Regions from separate parts of the Homo sapiens genome. Here region 2 is linked to region 1. Evidence: chromatin loops called from intact Hi-C (ENCODE). Cell type or tissue: A673. All regions are shown on one strand. Each heading gives the region's core, and the rest is flanking DNA. Links, peaks and the distances in the headings are about the cores only. Region 1 overlaps LOC107986124 (a long non-coding RNA gene). Region 2 overlaps ALDH1L1-AS2 (ALDH1L1 antisense RNA 2).

Region 1 (2,912 bases), core at 178-2,677:
TTTAAGAATTTTCTGACTGCTAATTGCTTGAAAGAGTTATTTCCAATAGAAAGGAATGTCTGGGTTACTATAAGAGGTTGTGGAGACCTAGGTTTTATGACACAGATGAAGCCTCCAAGTAGCAGCCTTCAGAGAGAATTGGTAAATATTTCTCATCAGACACTAAGGTCTATGTTGATGTTAACATTGGTCACCTTTTCCTGAATTCCAAAAGAGAGGCAGGTATAAAGAGGCATGTCCCACCACCCCTCTTCCCATCATGGCCTAAACAAGTTTTTCAGGTTAACTTTGGAATACCTTTGGCCAAGAGGAGGGTTCCATTCAGATGGTTGGGGGGAGCCTTAGAATTTAATTTTTGGTTTACATTTGCTTTGCTATGATTCTGAGACTTGCACCTAAGTGAGATTTCTTTTCCAGTGTTTTTTTTATATCTTGAGTTAATTTTAGTACTTGACATTTATTTTATTTTTTTAAGAGTCGAGGTCTCCCTATGTTGCCCAGGCTGGTCTCAAACTCCTAGGCTCAAGGGATGCTCCTGCCTCTCCCTCCCAAAGTGCTGGGATTACAGGCCATCACCCCTGGCCTGACATTTCTTTTAAAAATTATGTATTGCTTTAAGATGTTTAAGCATATTAGCTCAGCATTCTGTACTGTATTTGTCCCACTTTAAAAATTTTCCTTCTGGTCCATTTTGCACTATGCCTACGGCATGTTTTCCATAGCATTAGCCTCCCCCCACCCCCCCGGCCCCAATAGAGCCAAAACAGCTACCAGTGTCCCCTGGGAGTCAGGGATGGCCTGGGCTGGTTCAGGGGACTGTAGCTGGAGCCCCTGGCTGGCTGTGTGATTCTGCCCAGTCCCCCGCTCCCTGTCCGGGCCCTCTGTTCTCTCCTTACGGTGGGGAGAGGTCTGAATGAGGCCCCAGCTCACGCACTCCATTATCTTGAGGCTGCTCCCACCCCCAGGCCCGAGGGAGACAGAGGCCTTTTGAGCTGGGGCTGGCAGGCGAGGCTGGAGTCCCAGGGCTACCAGAGCGTTGCGGAGGGAATGCTTTGAAGAGGCCCCGCCCTTCCTGGGGCTGCGGCTCAGCTCCGGCCTCCCTCACCCGGCAGGGATTCCCGTTCTAGGGAACATGTGGTTCGTGCCAGCCAGTTGATGTGGGCGCTTTCTTCTGCCCCTACTCCCGGCTGTCCGCTTCCTCCCCAGCCCCCTCCTGTGAGCTCTGGGAGCTACAGAATAAGGACACTCCTTGGCCCCAAGCCAGCCCCAGCTTGCTCGGGAGCCTGGGTTTCCCCCTCCGTCCCCATCACCGCGAGGGTCTGTGCATGGGAATCTGCTCCAGAGGCTCCCTCAGGCGCCGCGCCGCGGGGATACGCCTTTCACCGCCCCAGCAATTGGAGCGCTGAGTCGAAGTCCTGATTCCACGATAGGCGGATGAAGCCCTAACGCTGAAATTCTTTCCTCTAGGTCTTTGGCAGCGGCTGGGGCCAAAGCCCGGGCAAGACCAACGCCTTCGGCACCCGGACTCAGGCTCCGTCCTCTCTGCCAGCGTGCGGCTACAATGACTCGACATGGCAGGTGGGCAAGCACAGCACGCCCCAACAGACATGCTTTATTTAATATGTACTAAAAATACAGCAGGCCTGTGAAACCCACAGGTGCAATTGCTTAAAATGAGGCTAAGGTAGACGTGTGAATGGTTAATAATGAGTTGATTAAAATATTCAGAAATCATCTACTGGAGACGGGCAAACTGCAAAATGGTAGCATGGGAGCAACTGATGTTCGAGAAAGCCCAGGCTCCGGCAAGCCGTGGGTTTGAATTTACACATGCGCACATAATGGGTATGAATAAACCTTTCTTCAAAAAAACCAGATCAAGTCAAGGCAGTTATTTGCTGTGGGCAGGTGCCAAGGCTGGCTGCTTCAGTCCCCACGCGAGTCGCCCCCGAGCCTGCTTCTGCAGCCCAGCCTGGAAAGTGCAAGGCACTTGGAAAGGAGCCACGCCCAACGCCCTGTACCAGCGGCCTCCCGGACACCAACAGCGTCCTCTGCGCCTGCTGCAGCTTGTCCCTTAGTCCTCCCTGGACAGAGGGCGTGAAGTTGGCTGCGCCAACAGGACGCGGCCCGCTCACTTCGGGGCTCATTGTCCTGGACACACAGTCAGGGCTGGACGCCTCCAGCAGCCCCACGCTTCACCCCAAGGTCCGCAAACCTGACAACTTCGGAGGTAGGGATATCTTGACACAGTCTGAAAACAAACCATTTAAAACTTTTTTTCTCAAAAAATTAAAATAATTTTTTTCTGCTTACAAAATCTATAAATTCAGTTCAATATCAATGAAAATCGCAACAGGATGTTGACACTTGAGAAGCTGATTTGAAAGTTCATCTGAAAGAGAAAATATATAGGAATCCTGAAGATGATTTCGAAAACCTCCAAAAAGACTTCAGTAATTCACACAGAAAATCCAGAAACAGATTCATGTTTATGGGGAAATTTAGTATTTGATACAGGAGACCTTTCAAAGCCAAGCTGGAAAGATGGAAGGTCAACAGAGGCTTTGGGGAAAACTCACTATCCATTTTGAAACCAATGTTAGAATCTTCTTACCATTTGCAAGAATAAACTCCAGGTGTATTAAAGAGCTAAACATTTAAAAAATCTATAAAAGTTTTAAAGCCAAATATGGAAGAATATTTTTAAAATCCTATGGTGAAGAAGGCTTTTACTAAGCAGCAAACAAAACCTGGAAACCGTAAAGGAAATGACTGACAGATTTGAATATTGCAAGAACTAAATGAATGCCTCCTTAAACAAATTAAAGGACAAATTCCAGGCAGGGAGAAAATAGTTTACAATAGAAGTAATGTGCCAATGGTTAATATCTGTGTTGCATAAACATGTCTTT
Region 2 (2,912 bases), core at 226-2,725, 79 kb before region 1:
TGGAGCTTGCAGTGAGCCAAGATCGCGCCACTGCACTCCAGCCTGTAAGCAAGACTCTGTCTCACAAAAAACAAAATAAAACAAAAAAACAAAACAAAACAAAAACACCATCCCAACACAGAGTGGCTTAAAATAATGGTTCATTATGATGTAATGGCCCTGTGGACTGGGTGCGGTAGTTCTTTCTTAGGTTTCTTATGTGTGGTAGTCAGTTTCTGGCTGCGGCTGCACACCACCTGAAGGCTCAGCTGGGCCGGATGTCCAAAATGGCCGAGTCGCACAGTGAGCAGTGGATTCTGACTGTCACCTGGAGCCTCAGTGGGGGCTCTTCACTGGAGCACTCACATATGGCATCTCCACATGGCTTGGGATTCTCACAGCCTGACAGCTAAATTCCAGGAGGGAACATTATCAAGAGATCCAGGCATCTTACAAGCCCAGCCTCAGAAGTCCTAGAATGTTACTTCCATCACAATCCATTGGTTAAGCAAGTCACTAAGGTTAGTCCAGACTTTGTTAGTAAGACAAAGGCAAGATTCCAGTACTTGGTGTAAGAATCATCCAGCACATACAGGGAGGAAAGAAATTGATGGTGACTGTCTTTGGAGACTATCCATACCAAGCTTTAAAAATCATCACCTGGTTCCGCAAGCTCTTTTCCTTGGCCATGAGGCCAGCGTGTCCCAGGTAAGGGCCGCTAGAACTCAATGGACTGATTCGTTCATTCGGGCATGCATTTTAAGTTAATAAACACTTACTGAGTCTCCACTGAGTGCATACATGATGGAATCAAACCAAACCAAGGCCCTCTTCAGCTATACCCATGTCTGGGGCACAGGAGGGATAGTGGGGGCAGGCTGTGCTTGTTAGGCAGATGAGTTCAGAACTACAGAGTGATGCAAATATTAACACCTATGTAGCACTTACTGTATGCCAAGTATTACCATTTTACATACTTTACACATTGTGCTTTACAGCAGAACCTGAGAAACACGCTCATCAAGTCCAGGAAATAAATAGAGGTATCAGCTGTCACTTTTTTATTGTAAAATTTTTTAGTAGTGCAATAAAATAAAAACAAAATAGAATACATAATTATTAAGAGAGAAGACATAAAACATTACTATTTTCAGATACAATGATTTTGATCTGCAGAAGTCTCAAGAGAATAAACAGAAAAATTCCTAAAATTAGTAAGTAAAGCCCTAGCTCCATCACGTACAAGCCTTATGAGCTTAGGTCACTCACTTCCTGTCTCTTCTCTCATCTGAACCTCTGTAGGGCCCTGGAAATGGGGGATCTCCTGCCTTGACAGCTCATCAGTACGTGTGAAAAGCCAACAAGAGTGGATATGATAGGAACTGCAATCACACAGCACTTTGGAGAATGTGAAGATTGGTGCTCACAGCAGAAGTTAACACACTGATGCTGTGATCACTGTTCAGTAGGTGGAATGGTCCTTAGTGATCCTTGAAGAGTAGCTGCAACTGGAAGACACAGAATGGAGAGGGTGGATCATGCAAATGAAAAGATGGGCTCCAACATTCAGCGGAAGGAATTTATGGTTGGTTCCCCCGTTTTTTTGTTGGCGGTGGTGGTTTATTTTCATTCCCCATGCCCGGTCCTTCTGATGGCACTCACTGATTTGGCTCTAGGGCACAAGTCTATGTTGCATGCAGTCCTGGTGTAACAATCAATTGAGGCATTTCCTGGGCGAGGAGCTGGGACACGGGCCAAGCCAATCAGACTCTGGTTCCCCCAGGACGCTGAGTCATAGTGGAGCCATGCCAAGACGGAAACAGCTGACCTGCTGTGCTGCTGCCATGGCTCCCTGAGGAGTGTCCCTCAGTTCCTAAGAGGGGACTGTCTGCACGCTGGCTCTTATGGGTTGATTTTGCACTTTTTCTTTGATTCTGAGAGCTACCCACATCCTCTCCAATTCTTGCTCCAGTCAACCAGACACAGTTTCTATTGCTTGCGGTGGAAGACATGCCCATGCAGAAGGCGTCAAGGCTCTTGGGAAGATGGGGAGTGGCATGTGTTCTCATGGTGTTCACAGCTGCACATGGGAAACACCTCATTGCCTTCGCACAACAAACCCAAGAGGGAGGGGGTTCCTTCCCCAATTCTGCAAATGGAAAAACTGAGGCTCAGAGGGGAAATTGATCTCTCAGTGTCACAGCCAATGAATGACAGAGGGAAAGTTGTGGTCCAGGGCTGAGTCCGGGTTCCACAGTGTGTAGATGAATTTCTTCAACCCCTTCATCATGTGACAAGAGCCACAAGGTCTCCAGGCCTCCTGGACATGACAGGTGTTTGCTCACAAACTGAAACTTTCTCTGCTGGGTCACACCCTCCTCGCCCATCCCTACTCTTGGTGCAGGGCATGAGCTGGACCCTGGAAGACCAATGGGTATTCAACTTTCAGAAAGCCTTGGCGAGGTCTAGTGATGAAATAATTTTGTCATTTGGAATGCTGACAAAAAAAATTTGAATTTTTCGGCCATAGTTTCATTTCCATAAATCACTTCATTCTTATCCTAATCCTTCCCCAACTGTTTGTCAAAATTCCCATCAAATATTTTTCCACTTGGAAGACTGATTTTTAACACTCATACCCCACCCCCACCAGGCCACGGTGTGGACATTTTTCATTCCTAAAGTCAGGAGGCCAGAGACATTTCCAAGAGAGATCAAAGCACTTGCTGGCCACGTTGGAAAATGAGAAGGGAGGATAAGGGTGTGAAGGGGCATCCTGCCTCCAGGAGGGACCCCCTCCAAGTGAGTTAAGAGATGTGGGCCAGGAGGGCTGAGCAGTAGCATCCACTGGGAAGCCCTGGGCTCCAGGCCCAGCCCTGTAGCTGCCTCACTGGACAAGCCCTTCCAGCTGGCCTCGGAGGACATGGACCATC

Evidence for each region. Peaks named below come from ENCODE experiments on the same cell type or tissue, not always from the same donor. Only the 100,000 strongest peaks of a DNase experiment are listed, where the experiment ranks them.
Region 2: it touches region 1 in a loop (6-fold over the local background); 1 of 110 quality-filtered maps calls a loop at or near these places.

Annotation. Positions count from the first base shown.
Region 1 is chr3:126,286,546-126,289,457 of GRCh38, forward strand. It overlaps LOC107986124 (a long non-coding RNA gene), which reads left to right. Exons shown (of 3, transcript XR_001740882.2): 3 at 1,468-2,912. It also overlaps a transcript of KLF15 not described here. Among named protein-coding and RNA genes, the nearest start is that of KLF15, 69 kb to the right of the region's middle. RefSeq lists enhancers at 1,451-1,996, 1,997-2,541. In A673, for the core only: no CTCF peak of the experiment used is centred there; DNase peaks (open chromatin) are centred at 1,186 and 1,946; H3K4me3 peaks cover 2,129 bases; H3K27ac peaks cover 2,500 bases.
Region 2 is chr3:126,207,045-126,209,956 of GRCh38, forward strand. ALDH1L1-AS2 (ALDH1L1 antisense RNA 2) reads left to right here. Exons shown (of 2, transcript NR_046383.1): 2 at 1,282-2,912. Among named protein-coding and RNA genes, the nearest start is that of ALDH1L1, 28 kb to the left of the region's middle. RefSeq lists an enhancer at 1,085-2,284. In A673, for the core only: no CTCF peak of the experiment used is centred there; DNase peaks (open chromatin) are centred at 1,407 and 1,767; H3K27ac peaks cover 2,500 bases.